Linked DNA regions of Homo sapiens: region 2 is linked to region 1. A link is a loop called in an ENCODE intact Hi-C map of the cell type or tissue named here. Cell type or tissue: endothelial cell of umbilical vein. All regions are shown on one strand.

Region 1 (8,000 bases):
AATGTAAATAATTGTGTCAAAATAATGAACTGAGCCAGGTTCGAACCGAGGTGAATATGACCCTAATCTCATATTCTTCCAAATCTCATATTCCTAACCACCTTTTCCCTGCAAGAGAAATTGTGAGACATGATCTTCCATTGAGGACTGTGTATGTAATTTCTTTCAATTTTATAGCATAAATCATATTTTGAAGGCCACATGACTCTTGCTAATTAGGATCAGGTAATTTTGTCCAACATTACACATGGGATTAATTATCCTGAGATGAAAAGAACTTCCACCCTCCACAACTGATTCAATACTGTTCCAAATGGTTGACCCAATCCCAGCTAAACCATTTGCTCTACTAGCCCCTCTAAGAATTATTCATTCCTCAGCATAGGCATTACATGTGGTTGGCTCCTTTTTCAAAAAGATCAGCCCTTCATCTTCCCCAAATCATGGGCCCATCGGTTCTCTGGAAAATTATTCCAAACTCCACAACACTTTTTCTCTTTTTTTTTTTTTATTAATTTTCTTTATTGTCTGTTTTCTTTTTTTATATACACTTTAACTTTTAGGGTACATGTGCACAATGTGCAGGTTTGTTACATATGTATACATGTGCCATGTTGGTGTGCTGCACACAGTAACTCCTCAGTTAACATTAGGTATATCTCCAAATGCTATCCCTCTCCCCTCCCCCCACCCCACAACAGTCCCCAGAGTGTGATGTTCCCCTTCCTGTGTCCATGTGTTCTCATTGTTCAGTTCCCACCTATGAGTGAGAACATGCAGTGTTTGGTTTTTTGTCCTTGCGATAGTTTACTGAGAATGATGATTTCCAATTTCATCCATGTCCCTACAAAGGATATGAACTCACCATTTTTTATGGCTGCATAGTATTCCATGGTGTATATGTGCCACATTTTCTTAATCCAGTCTATCGTTGTTGGACATTTGGGTTGGTTCCAAGTCTTTCCTATTGTGAATAGGGCCGCAATAAACATACGTGTGCATGTGTCTTTATAGCAGCATGTTTTATAGTCCTTTGGGTATATACCCAGTAATGGGATGGCTGGGTCAAATGGTATTTCTAGTTCTAGATCCCTGAGGAATCGCCACACTGACTTCCACAATGGTTGAACTAGTTTACAGTCCCACCAACAGTGTAAAAGTGTTCCTATTTCTCCACATCCTCTCCAGCACCTGTTGTTTCCTGACTTCTTAATGATCGCCATTCTAACTGGTGTGAGATGGTATCTCATTGTGGTTTTGATTTGCATTTCTCTGATGGCCAGTGATGATGAGCATTTTTTCATGTGTCTTTTGGCTGCATAAATGTCTTCTTTTGAGAAGTGTCTGTTCATATCCTTCGCCCACTTTTTGATGGGGTTGTTTGTTTTTTCTTGTAAATTTGTTTGAGTTCATTGTAGATTCTGGATATTAGCCCTTTGTCAGATGAGTAGATTGCAAAAATTTTCTCCCATTCTGTAGGCTGCCTGTTCACTCTGGTGGTAGTTTCTTTTGCTGTGCAGAAGCTCTTTAGTTTAATTAGATCCATTTGTCAATTTTGGCTTTTGCACAACACTTTTTTTCTAATGACTATAGGAACAGATTGAATATGAGAGCTAAGCAGATTTTAAATATAAGTATGTTTTTTACTAAAGCCCTTTGTATCAGTTAAGAATTGTGTTAAGCTCCAAGTAAAAGAGGTCCCCCAAAACATAGGTTTAAACAAATTAGGAAACTTATTTTTCTCAGGTAATGAAGAATGTGGACATGGGAGGTCCAGGGTGGGAATGGTAGCTCACAATTCACCAGGGACTTAGACTCCTTTTACATTTCTGTTCAGTCATCTTTAAAGGTTGTCTAGTGGCCTCAAGATGGCTGCCAGAGTTCTAGCCATCCTGTTCAAGCTCCAGACAAGAAGAATGAGAAGAGCAGTGGACAAAACAGTATGCCATGGGAGTCAACCCCTTTTTAAGGAGCTTCTCTAGGAAGTTCCTCTCAACAACTTCCACTTCTATTTCACCAGCCAAAACTTGGCTACTTCTATCTGCAAAGGAGTTTGGGAAATTTAGAGGATTTTTCTTTGTTTCATTATTTTCACACATCAGATAGATATATGGCTACTCCTTCCCCAGACAGGGTTCTATTAGGTAGGGAGAAAGTGAGAGGATAGGCTGGCCTGGCTAGTTAAAATAAGGCTGCTTTCTGAGTCAGATTCAGAGGAACTGGACTCTCAGAGGCACAGAAGCAGGCTCTGCCAGGCCTCAGGCTTCTACGTCAGGTAGGAAAATAACTTTGGTCCTGTGTCACATCTTCAGGGTTGGAGAAGGAGCATCTCTCTTTAAGGAACAAGAAGACTACATTTTTTAATTTCAGGGAATGATTGGGAACTTATCCCAGGTCAGCAGTGGGTCTGGGAAGGAGATCTGGACATTCTTCAAAGGAGATTTTGCCTTTTCCAGACTTCCCATTTCTATTCCTCTTGCATTCCTGTGCTCTAGTCCCTGCTGCAAATGAGAAACTTCACTTTTTTTTTTTTTTTAACAGGTCAGGGTGTTTGGGGATGTTGGTACAGAAGAAGAACAGTTATGTCTGCCTCAAATTTACCAGACAGAGCAGGTAACCCAATTTTTAAAGGCAGATGTATCCTAACCATCATCAAAGCTTCATTCACCTTTGAATTTAAGGTTTTGCCCTCAAACCATGATTTTTGTTATCCTGCTAAGATCTTACATGGAGTTGTTAGTTTAATTAAATTCAGCTATTTCAAGATGGAATACTTGACTGAACATAGGAGAAAGCTGAGAACTACAAAGACAAAAATGAATCCTGCCCTATCATCTTATTTAGAAAAACTTTTTCTTATATTCATTCCTTCATTTCATTCAACTGTATTGATCAAGCAGCTCCATGTGCTAGGTTCAGGATACACCACAGGTCTTGAAACCTGGTACATACCCACGAGGAATGTGTTCCCAATTGCATGAGAAACAGTGAGGAGCCAATTATAGTTCAGAGTAGCAAGGGCGATGATGTCTATGCATAGTCTTAAAAAACGGAAAGATGGGGCTACTGCCATACAGCAGAAAATCAGTTTGGAAGAAAGGTCAGGGAAGGCTTGTTGGACATGGTGAAATCCGAGACCTAATTCATCAATTTTCAGGAGCATCGAGCCTGAACTTCAAAGTCAATCCTCTTTTAAACTAACAAAACCAAATCATGTGCTCATGCGCTTATCTGGAAAATAAAAACATACGTAATATTAGTACTCAAAAGCTAAGATCACAGGTAAATTCAATTTCAAAGCAAAAATCAAAATGAACAATCAACACAGTGGACCATTTCCTCTTATTAGCAGATGAGGAAAGCTTAAAATTAATCGTGTCGCCTGGTACAGCAAGCAGTCACTTCAAAGTTAAACGCTAGGTGGTGTTCTTAGCACGGTTTGCTATCTTTGACGTCTTAGAAACAGTGAGGGTTCACTCCTTTCCAGGAAAAAGAAAGCAAAATGCTGAATACCCCTATCACAAAATTGATTTTATAAGAATAAATAACACCTTTAATGGTATTCTTTTCTTACCATGAGCAATACATTTATTTTTTTTTAACAGTAAATATTTTCTGGTAGATAGGCACATTATTCCTTGCAAAAATGAGATGGAACCACTAGAGGGACAAACTCTCCCAGGACCTAGTCAGCCAAGCAGTTTTGTAAAGGCAGCAATAGCCTCTGGATACCGAAGCCAGGAGTTAGAGAACCGTATTCAAGTGTCCCCCAAGCAACCTGAACCCATTACTCAACTTCATAGTCTCCTTGGAGAAGTTCGCAATTTAGAAGAAGTTGATAGAAAATGTTTTACACCCAAATCACCAAAGCTGGGCCTTGTTACATGCCTGCCTCCTCCTCCACCAAGTAGAAAATGTTAGATTAGAAGATTAAGGGATACTATGCAAAGCACGTTAAGCTCCTTGAGTAAAAGGAATTAGGAGGATATCAGATGGTAGCAATAAGTTTCAAAGACGACAAACGGAAGAGTGATACCTTACCTTGTAAAACCATTCTCCATAAAATAGGAAAAAATCAGATAGCACAAGGCAGAGAAGAAAAAAAAGAAGGAAATAATAACAACAGAAAATATTTTAGGCCAATAATCAACCTACAGAGGGGAAGAATATAGATCTCTTTTATCTAAAAGGAATGAATAGTTTTTTTAATGTTGAAACTAGAAACCAACTAATACAACACTAGGCAGAGAATACAAAAGTAGAAAATGATTTAGTCCTGAAAAATATTTTAGGCAAATAGTTCATTGATATTTGGTTTCCAAACACTGGTCAAAGAACCAGTCCTGATCCATGACAAAGTTTTCACTGGTCTGTGATGAAAAGCAGAAAATAAGGACATCATAAAAAGTCTTTCAGAAAGCTAATTTTTTTTTTTTTTAAGATGGAGTTTCACTCTTGTTGCTCAGGCTGGAGTACAATGATGCAATCTAGGCTCACTGCAATCTCCGCCTCCTGGGTTCAAGTGATTCTCCTGCCTCAGCCTCCCGAGTAGCTGGGATTACAGGCGCCCACGACCATGCCCAGCTAATTTTTTTTTTTTTTTGTATTTTTAGTAGAGATGGAGTTTCACCATGTTGGCCAGACTGGTCTCGAACTCCTGACCTCAGGTGATCCCCCCACCTCGGCCTCCCAAAGTGCTAGGATCACAGATGTGAGACACCGCGCCCAGCCTAGAAATCTAAATTTGATAGATTTAAAGAACTTATTTTTATTCTAAAATTAGATCTTTTCTGCCTTTTTATGGTACAAGATGTTTTCTAAAGTTAAAAAAAGAAAGAAAAAGCTTCTCCTAGGAAGTGGTCATCATAGAGGTGTTTATGTGTTATTTCATTCTGTTTTGTTATTAGTCCTTATTTTGCAAACTCTAATGTACCATCATTATGTATAGTTTTGAAATGTTACTGGTCTGAGAAATCCAAAAGTCTGAGAACTACTGCATCAACAACTAATTTAAGAGAGAACTAACTAGTCAGCAAGGTGTTATTCACTCATTTATTCAAGAGCCAATTACAGTCCAGAGTAGCAAGAGGGATGATGTCTAAATATTCATTGAATCCTTTGTTGGTCCTGGGCTGCATTGGGCCAGGGGTGATGAGCATTAGCAAGGCTGGCATTGGTCCTCCTCACAGAACATGCCATCTGGCAGGAATGTCTGGGGTGGTGAGCAGGTTGAGGCCCATTGTGATGTTAAGGATGATGGTATATTAAGCTTGTAATTGCACATGGGATAATTTTTTACAACGTATGTAGAATTTTGCACTATATCTTTTTTAATCCACCTTGGATGAACAGTGTGTTTCTTTCCTGTAAAAACTGAGTAAGTGAATGTCTGTTTCTATCAAGCTACTTTAAAAATATATATCCACATCTCACTATGATAGTTGCCAAGACTCTTGGTTCAAGGCCCTGGGCTGGCTGTCTACATACAATGTGCCACAAAAGGCATCTCTGTAAAGATGGAACCCCAAAGGTTGCAGAATGAATATCCCTTACCTATTCTGAAAAGGTACAGCAGTAAGGTCTAGGTGCGGACAAGGGAAGTTATTTCTCACCCTGCCAAGGAGAAGGAAGAGTCAGCTTAAGGGATCTATGGAGGCTCTTTTTTCCAAAGCATCCCTGTAGAGGCATCCCTGAGGGACAGCCAGCCAGCTGGTTATGTTGCTTTTCAATGTGACATTTCTGGACTCTTGGGATCATTGGGTTATATTTGGAATTCATCCTGGCCACTGTCTGGGTCTCCCATCTTTAACAGGCACATCAGCAGGACAGTTTTAGATAGAAAAGATCGATAAAATCTGGCAGCACTTGCACTGGTTTCCATGGTGACATGCTGAGCACCTACTGGTCCTTAAAGACCAGCAATATGAATAGTTAAAATGAATTATTTCAGGGCCCTCTAGCCTAGAATATAGGGATCCAAGATAAGAAAATTTTTTAAAGCCTATTCTTCTGGAACATAATTGATAGCTATAGATACATACACAGGAAGGGACATTAGAAAGAAATATCCAAGCATGATTTTGTTTATAGAAAAATAAAAACAAACAGAGATTGGCTATAAGTATTTTTATATCAGAGAATTGTTTCAGTGCATTACCTGGAGCCTTACTTGCTGAGGTCTTCAGGTCCTTTAGGGAAGTGTTTCAGAACATGTACAATCTTATCATTTCTTTTATCAGAACTTGAGTTCTCATAACTATACACCACTGTGCCTTACTTTACATTTATATTCACTTTAAGTTACTGTTTCTACAATAAACCCTCCACCCCCAATACACTGAGGCACATTTGGCCCCTTTGAGCCAGTGTGGGCTGCCAGCACTGTGAATAGGGAACGTCCTCTCTGCCTCACAACATCTGCACACTTGATTCAGAGATGTCTTTCCTGTATCCCTCACCGTCCTCTGACAGAACCCCATGGATCAGCTTTACAGGTCTCTATTTCCAAATCTGCAGGGGTCTCTCTCTAACACCTGACTAGTTAAATAGGATTCCCAGATTTAGCCCATCTATCTCTGGCCACCTGATCTTAACACTTCCCTTCTGGTTGGAATTTTCCATGGATGGATCCACCTTGAATTCCCCTCTTTCAATTACTCCTTCAAAAAGCAATTCCTAGAGGCCATCCTTGTAAAGCAAGATGATGGACCACCCTCTTTGGAGACCACCCTTAAGATAGCCTCACCAGACACCAACTGGCCCCATGGGATTTCTTCCTGCCTTCTTCTTCCCTCCCTTCCTTTGTAAATTCAATGTTAGATTTCAAATCAAAATCCTCAGCTCATCATTCACTATTCTCACTGATCCATGCAAGGCTCAGTATGCATGTATTTATAGACTTCTTATATAACAAAGATTGATGTCTTGTATGAAAGTACTTTCAATGTACACAAATTGTGTGGCATCATTCACTTCATTCTGTTCCTCACTTTTTCACTCAGGAGTCTCTTCATGTTGCTGCACATATATCAAGTCTGTTGTTTAACTGCTTAATAATACTCCCTAGTGCACATCCAGTACAAGCGCTTCTCCAGTCACCCAGTAAGAAACCACAGATTGCTGACACTTCCCTGTAAAACAATGAACATCTTCATATATGCCCCACTATAGACCTGTGTGAGACTTTCTCTGGGATGAGAACCCAGACATCCCACCCACAACAATCTTCTGGATTCCCCATCTGGATTGCTGGGTCAGAGGATATGCATATTCTTAATTTGACCAAATAGGACCAGAGGCTCTCCAGTGTGGCTCCAACAGTCCACATCCCCAACAGCACTGCATGAGGATCTTTACATCCCCCATCCCCATCTCCCTGCAACACTTGGCTGGAGTTCCAGCTTTGTAAGTTGTGCTAATCTGATAGATTTGAAGTTGCTATTGTTTACACTTTCATCTCTTACAAACCCCCAACGAGTCTGAGCATCTTGTCATAAGTTAGATATCATTTAAAAATTATCATTTTAGTTTCTTTTTCTCATGAATCATGTTTTTTTCCTTTTACTAGATTTCTACTGGAATTCCCAAACTCCTCATCAGTTCTCTGTTACTTTTATCCATGACTATTTTCATGAAAACAGAAAAGCTTATTTTGATGTAATTAAATCCATCAATTTTAGCCTCAGGTTACTGGTTTGGGGGTTTTCTATCTTAGATGGAATTCTACAATCTTTCCAGCAAATATAATGTTTATTGTAGGTATTTGTCACATGACCTTTATAAATTAGAACATTCTCTTTCAGACCTGATTTTCTAAGAGTTTTAATTTTTAATCATGAAGTTATTGAATTTTATCCAATGCTTTTTCTGGTTCTATTACGATCATCCTATAGTTTTTCTCCTTTAGTGTATTCATGTGGTGAGTTACATTGGCTCATTTTCTGATGTTGAATCATCCTTGCTTTCTTGTTTTAAAGGATTTTTAATATTTTAATACAGTT
Region 2 (8,000 bases), 350 kb after region 1:
AAACCCATGTGGGATATGCTCACCAAGAAACTCCATGTATTCACAGGTTCACTTCTTTGGTGCTCTCCTCAGGATACTTGAAAAGCCATATTTAGCAAAGAGTTTCAACTTTTGCTCACCTGTCTGTTCTTAACTTTTATTTTAGTTTCAAGGATATATGTACAAGTTTGTTATATAGGTAAATTATGTCTTGTGGGTGTTTGGCATATAGATTATTTCATCACCCAGGTCATGAGCATGGTACCCAACAGGTAGTTTTTCAACCCTCTCCTTCCTCCCACTCTTCACTCTCAGGTAAGCTCCAGTGGCTCTTGTTCTCTTCTCTGTCTCCATGTGTACTCAATGTTTAGCTTCCACTTATAAGTGAGAACATGTGGTATTTGGTTTTCTGTTCCTGTGTTAGTTTGCTTAGGATAATGGCCTCCAGCTCCATCCATGTTGCTGCCAAGGTCATGATCTTGCTCTTTTTATGGCTGCATAGTATTCCATGATGTATATGTGCCATAGTTTCTTTACCTAGCCTACCACTGATGGATATTAGATTGATTTCATGTCTTTGCTATCGTGAATAGTACTGCAATGAACATACATGTGCATGTGTCTTTACAGTTGAACGATTTCTATTCCTTTGGGTATGCACCCCATAATGGGATTGCTGGGTCGAATAGTAATTCTGTTTTAAGTTTTTTGAGAAATTGCCAAACTGCTTTCCACAGGCTCGCCTGTGTTTTAATCCTTTTAAACTTCTCCTGCTTCTTTGGTGAAGAAAGCTTCATATCACGAGAAAGAGAAGCAGGGGGAAAGAGGAAGAGAGGGAGCAGGAGGGAAGAGGGCAAGGAGGAAGAGGAAGGAGAAGGGGAAGGTAAGGCAGGGAAAACCATACCTCTATATTCCCCATGAGAAAAAAGGGTCCTTATCTTAGAATCCTGGCCCTATAACTTAATAGCTGTGTGAACTTGAGTGAGTATCTTCATTTTTGGATTCTCAGTTTTCTCTCCTGTAAAGCAGAGAGTTCATAAGAAAGCCTAGGTAAGTTGTCTAGCGTGTGGCTTGGGTGGGGACTGCACTGTGTACTTTTCACAATATAGATATGTAGAGAGTAAGAGCTGAGGCCCTGAGAGCAAGGTGCTGGCTGGCTCTTCTACATTGGAATATGACTAATTCCGTCTGATGGAGGCTGACCAAGTCCTCCCATCTGTTATTTAACAAAGAAAAGGAAACAAGATTTCATCAGTGAGCCAAACCTCAGATCTGCAGAAATCCATCGATGCAAGATGAATTAATTCTGTATGTTATTATTATCATTAGACTTTATATTTATAGCACTCAACCATTTACAAAGCACTTTCCTTTCCATTACCTAATATGATTCTCACCACAACTTAAGGTTATCAAGGCAGATGATGTTTGCATTTCCATAGGAGGAAATTAAGGCTGAAAAGTTAAGGGGTTTTCCAGGGTCACTTAGGAGTTGAGCAGAGATTCAAACTCAGTTTCGTTCAGTACAAAGCCTATACTCCTTCCACTGCACCTCTGTGCCTTACCCTAACCATTGGTCCCTCAATGATATGAGCAAATCTGTGCAGGTGGAGTGGGTGTGGGACAGGCAGGAGAGTAGGTGAGGAGAGTAAAGGGCAATTGTCTCTCCTTCTCCTTCTCCTCCTCCTCCTTCTCTTTCTCCTTCCATAATCATTTCTTGATTCCCCCTCCCACTACCAGTTTAACACAGGAAACAGTCTGCTTTATAGTTACTCTATAGAAAGGACCGCAAATACCAACTTCCTTTATGGGAAAATTCTCTCAACTCAACCTTTTATATAATCCAAAACCATTAGGCTTGAATCATCCTTCTCTGCTGCATTAAGATATCATTCATGTCAGGTCCTTGTCTGCCTTTTTCCCTGATAAAGTTGCCCCTCCATCTCCAGCTCTCTGCTCCTTTTACGAACATGAGAAACAGGGGCATTTTTATACTCTATATTGGTTTGGGGTCCTTCTGAGCCCTGAGGGAATATTCTGAGATCATGCTTTCCCTGTGAATCTATTGAAATCGATTTTCCTTCTTCCTACATGTGAGGTGAACTGTGATTTCTTGGCCTAGGTGGCTTTGTTCCTGGCCAAAAATAAAAGAGGAAATTTGATCAGGAAAAATCATTTGGGCTGGTTTTCAAGAACCTGGTGAAAAGTTTCAGAATTTGCATGTTCTCAGATGGAGTCACACACAGACTAAGAAGAAAAAGGAGGAGGGAGAGAATGAAGAGGAGGAGGAGAGATAAAAAGAAGAAAAGAAACCAAAAAAAAGAAACACTTTTATATCAGGAAATGTTGACATTTTTAAAACAACATATTTTTTCCTGCCTGTGAACCTTAAGCTATGCTTCCAAATCAAGACCTAGAAAAGTCAGCCCAGAATCATGTTTTCGTAGTATCTCCTGCATCAATAATATATTAAAGTAATGTAAATCCTCTGTCTGAAATATGGGAAGGAAAGACAAAAAATTTTCATCCAGGTGACTTGGATAAGATCGGGAACCAAATACCACAATGTCTTTACAAGCCCCTTTCCACGATATTACTAAGAAAAGTGGCTTTCACTGCCAAAGCAAAGAACTGAAGTAGTTTGCTGCATAATTTAGATTCACTTGGCCTAAATTCATCAAGGAATTGAGAATTTGGGGGCGTTGGAGGCAGTAGACTTTCTTTGCCTGGGGAATAGTCTCACTTTTCACCTTCATTTGTCACTAGATATAAAATTCCTCTAAAAGCTCAAGTAAGCAGGCATACAAGTAGCTTACTGATATTTCTGTATTATTATTGCTCTGTAAAATTAACATTTATTGAAGATTAACTATGTGCTACAGACTTCACATATATCATCTCATTTCATTCTCATGAAACATCCTCAGGAAAAAAAATATATCTCAACCATGATTTTCAGTTAAGGAAACTGGTATTCCAAGAGAGAATCAGTAAGCTGCCCAAGATGACAGAGCCAGTAGGTGGAAAAGAAAGGATGTGAATTCACCTCTATCTCATACACACACACACATACACACACTTACACACACACCATTTTGTTTGGATTCATCAAAAAGGGAGCACATGAAAAAACTGCTGGGAAATCTATGTGTGATAAAATATAGTGAGTTTGCTTTTACAATGATTACTGGGAGGAATTTATATTTGTAAAGTGAGTTGTCATGAAATCAGGTGATGAATTCGATCTATACATTCATGAAAGAGATTTCTTATTCATTCTGTTTTATACACTTAGAAAATGAGTTTAGTCAGGAGATCAAGACCATCCTGGCTAACAGAGTGAAACCCCATCTCTACCAAAAATACAAAAAATTAGCTGGGTGTGGTGGCATGCATCTGTAATCCTAGCTACTCAGGAGGTTGAGGCAGGAGAATCCCTTGAACCAGCGAGGCGGAGGTTGCAGTGTGACAAGATCGGGCCACTGCACTCCAGCCTGGGTAACAGAGCAAGACTCCGTCTCGAAACAAAATGAGTTTAGGTGACTTGGCTTAGGGAGTCATTAGTTAAATGAGAACTATGACAAAAGGTACCTGAGCTTTTGGCTCTCTGGCCTTGTTTAAAGCATGTTATGGGTTATCATTATAAAAGACAACCCTCGCCCCATCATGGATATGTAGACTTGGATATTGTAGATTGTGGTTTTGGTGACTGTTTTGTTGACTGATTGTTAAATTTAGCTTAAGATAGAGGAAGAGAGCTTCCTCAATGCAGTGTAGTAGTTAAGAGAACAAACCTTGGGATCAAACAGACTGAATATGAATTCACATTCTACCTCTTAATGGTTATGTGCCCAGGACAAGTTATTTAATACCTAGAGCACCCATTTTCTCATTCGAAATGTGGGAATGAGAAAAGTATCTACCTCACTGGTTTACTGTGGAGGTGAGTTAACTCATGTAACCCACTTGTTCACAAAACCTAACATATTTTAGTTATCATTAGAGGCACACTCAGGCAAAAGAAATATCAGGCTTTTGAAAAATGCACAGTGGGCATACCTTCTTAAAACTAAGTGTGAGTATTAAAATCATTTTTCCAGAAAAAAGTAATCTCTCAGGTATAGTATCCCTGGTGTATTGGCGAAATTACAGTTGATGTTGAGGTTACTTTTTATATTCATCATTTCCCTTTCAGAAAACTCAACGCACAAGCCACCAATACAAAGCACCAGTCATCCTGCGTTAGATAAAATTGAAGATGGAGAAATGTTTTCCTCCTTCTCATAAACAATCATGTCACAAATGTATTTAAATCTGACCTACACTAGTCAGCAATTTTACTGTTTCCACTGTGGCTCTATTAAATACCTGGTCACCATCCTATATCTAAAAATATTATATAATCAGAAATCAATCTCATACAGCTCCCTATCAAGAATGGATAACAATGACGTTAAGTATTCCTTCCATGATTTACTTTGGCATAATTAATAATAACTTTATTAGACATTAGTTATTAGACAAGCTTACAGAGAATATAATATACTTACCGTCAGTAGATTCTAGACTCAAAAATTATTAAATAAATGAAGGAAGAAAGGAATAAATGAGTAAATAAATAAATAATATAAGAATGGCAGAATTCTCCCCTATCCAAAAACATGTTTTCAGGGACAAAACAAAGAACATTAGCGCCACCTCGAGGCAGAAGTCTATTTGAAACGTAAGATAGACCTGAATCTTAGGAGAAGATTAGCACTAAAAGGAGTAGCAGAGATGGTCATTAGGGCCCTGTGTGGCTATAAATAGTAGCACATAGGTGGCGACTGAGCACTTGAAATTTGGATAGTCCAAATTGAGATGTACCGTGAGTGTAAAATACACACCAGATTTTGAAGATGGAAAAAAGAATGTAAAACATCTCATTCCTAATTTTTATCTTGATGACAGAAAAATTATTTTTGATTATATAATGTTAAGTACAATATTTATTATTATAATTATTATTAATTTTACCTAGTTATTTTTATCTTTTTAATGTGGCGGCTAGAAATTTAAAATTAAATCTGTAGCTCCGTTATCTTTCTATTGGACAATACTAATCTCACCCTTACTGCTCAGAATGTGGGCCAGGGACCAGCAGCATGGTTATTTATTACCTGGGAGCTTGTTAGAAATGCAGAATCCCTGGCCTTATCCCCAGCCTTCTGAATCAGTTTTGCATTTCAGCAAAATCCCCAGGTAACTAGTATGTATATTAAGTTTGAAACTTGCTGATGTAATCCAATCCCCTTGTTTTACAAATGCGCAAACTAAGACCCGTGTTGGCGGCATGGCTCATTCTTGGTTATCTACCTGGTGACCCTAAAACCCCGGTGATCTTGAAACTACTAAATATCCACTTTATAATACATCCTCCTAAGGACCCATCTATTGCTTAGAGTAAAAATAAAGTAAGACTACTGCTTCATTGGCAAACAAAACACATTATTGTAAATATACAAGAAAATGTGATGTACTTAGGGATCCTTGTAACAGAATTGTAGGGTATTCAGTGTTTGTGTAAGTCAGTGACTACACTTAGAAAACCTCTGCTGTCTAAGCTATTACTACAAATAACATACTTCGGCCATGAAAAAAGGCCAGAGTGCAGAATCAATAATGCACATTCCAATCACTGAGTCAGTAAAATCAATTTAAAGAAGACTGATTCCTTTATGCTAAGTAAGAAGGAATTATAGTTTTGTAACTGAGTTCCTTGTGGGAAAGTCTTATTCATTCTTCCAATGTCCAGCTCCCCACAATATATTTAGCACATACAAGATTTTGAATAACTATTTGTTGAATGAAAACATTCGTTTCTGTTTATTGGGTCTATACCTCAGGAAACATCCCCTTCTTTACATTGTCTAGTAACAATGTAAAGAAACTAAGGAAAACACTTAAGTAGGAACCACAGCTAAAATTAGTAGTGATTTTATGCCAAAATCTCTTTGTAACTAAGCACATTGTTAAGAGAAAATTCAAATAGATGTTAGCTTTGGTTGTGAAAATAAAATCCATTGCATAGAAAGGTGAGGTTCCAATTAAAATAATATTGGCAGGTAACTCCAAGGAGCAAAAGTGGTTAAAATATTTTCACTCATCTTTGTAAAGATTGTTATAAGACAGATTAATCAAGCCTAATCAATTCCCAGTGTGCTGTGCATATGAATCAAATGTTCCTCTCACAAGAGAGCATTTTTTTGAATACCAAATGGAAAATGTAGATTTAACTTAGGAAATGAAGTTTTGTGTTATAGAAATTGAATATACTAAGTAGAATAGGAAGAACCTTAATGAAATGATTTTTTTATGATGTAAGTCATATAGGAAGGAAAGTTTAACTCCCACTCTCTTCCTTTCAATTGTCCCATTTCCTCATGTTTTATCCATTACTCATGTCATGTTTTGTCATTAACCTAAATAAAATAATGGGACATCAATCCTACTTGTTATACATAATAATGAACAGATTACTGTCACATATAATTATTGAAATGGTAATAATGGTAATAATAATAATAAATAGCAAACCCAAATATTAATTTATATATCATTAATTTGGCAATACCTTACAGCATTTCCTCTATCACTGTCTTGAATGTATATTGAATAATTCATTCATTGAATAATATATATTGAGAACTTATATGCCAGGCACTGACACAGTCACTAGAAATACAGCAGGGAATAAAATAGTCTTTCCCTCCTGGAGTCTGTGCATAAATGATGAAATGCACAGCATATCAGTATGTAGTAAGTGACATGGAGAACACTAAGGGGGAAATGCCAAGGAGGCAGAGGAGCTGTTTTACTCGGATTGGTCTTCCTTAAGGGGAATTTTGAGTAGGGACTTGAAAGAAGCAAGGGAGGAGGCCATGCAGATATATGGGGGTGAGCTGCTAATAGAACAGAAGGACAGAGGCCCCAAGGCAAGAGCATACCTAGCAGGTTGAGGAAAAACGTAGAGGGAGGACTGGAGTGGACACAGCCAGAGAGGTAGCAGGGCCCAGATCAGCCAGGCCCTTGCAGCCACTGTAAGGACTTTGGATTTTCCTCTAAAGTAAGAGAGAAAGCCACTAACTAGAGGGTTTAGCAGAGACGTCCATGATCTATCAATAACATCTTTGGAGGGAATCACTTAACTGCTGTGTTGGAAATAAATCTTAGGGGCCTCAGCAGAAGAGGGAGGTGAGTTAGAAGATTGTTATAATAATCCAGGCAGGAGAAGATGATGACTTGGACCAGGATGGTAGTAGTGAAGATAATGAGATGGTATCAAATCCTAGATGTATTTTGAAGGTCAAACTAGCAGGATTTGAAGATGGTTTGGATGTGGTATATAAGAAGACAAGAGGAAATGTCAAGCTTTTTGAGCAATTTGAAGAATAGAGATACCAGTTCCCAGGAAAATAGACATGAGTAGATTTGGGTGAGGGGAGGAGGAGAATGATCAGAGATTGCTTTTGGAGATAAATTTAAAATGGCTTTTACTTATTCTTTTTTTTAATTGAATACATAAGATCAGGATTCAAGGGAGAAGTTGAGGATGGAGTCCTTGGTGTTATTTCAATCCTGAGACTGGATGAGATCACCAAAGGAGTGTAGATGGAACCAAGCAGGTTTTTCACAACTGAGTCTTGGAATATCCAACACCACAAGGAATTGGCTATTGTTTAACTGTTCAGATGCTTCGTGTTGCTGTTCCTCAATCAAAATGTCAGATCTTTGAGGCTACAGCCCATGCCCTTGTTGTATTCACTAGGCACTTTGCCCATGGTAGTTACTAAGTAAATATTTAGTGAATGAGTGAATAAATGGGTGTACCAGGCAATGCTTGAAGGGGTTACCAAGATGAAGGAAGAAAAAGTATGGGAAGCCAGGCATGGTGGCTCACGCCTGTAACCACAGCACTTTGGGAGGCAAAGACAGGAGGATCGCTTGCATTCAAGAGTTCAAGACTAGCCTGGGCAACATAA

What was found. A loop is a pair of places that touch in the nucleus more often than their neighbours do. Peaks named below come from ENCODE experiments on the same cell type or tissue, not always from the same donor. Only the 100,000 strongest peaks of a DNase experiment are listed, where the experiment ranks them.
Region 2: it touches region 1 in a loop (10-fold over the local background); 67 of 110 quality-filtered maps call a loop at or near these places.

The regions. Positions count from the first base shown.
Region 1 is chr4:54,968,141-54,976,140 of GRCh38, forward strand. It overlaps the pseudogene RPL38P3. Among named protein-coding and RNA genes, the nearest start is that of LINC02358, 130 kb to the left of the region's middle. In endothelial cell of umbilical vein, CTCF peaks have their summits at 3,418 and 3,632; a DNase peak (open chromatin) is centred at 3,541.
Region 2 is chr4:55,317,192-55,325,191 of GRCh38, forward strand. No RefSeq gene overlaps it. Among named protein-coding and RNA genes, the nearest start is that of SRD5A3, 25 kb to the right of the region's middle. In endothelial cell of umbilical vein, a CTCF peak has its summit at 4,685 (motif pointing left); DNase peaks (open chromatin) are centred at 1,270, 4,670 and 6,370; H3K27ac peaks cover 1,553 bases.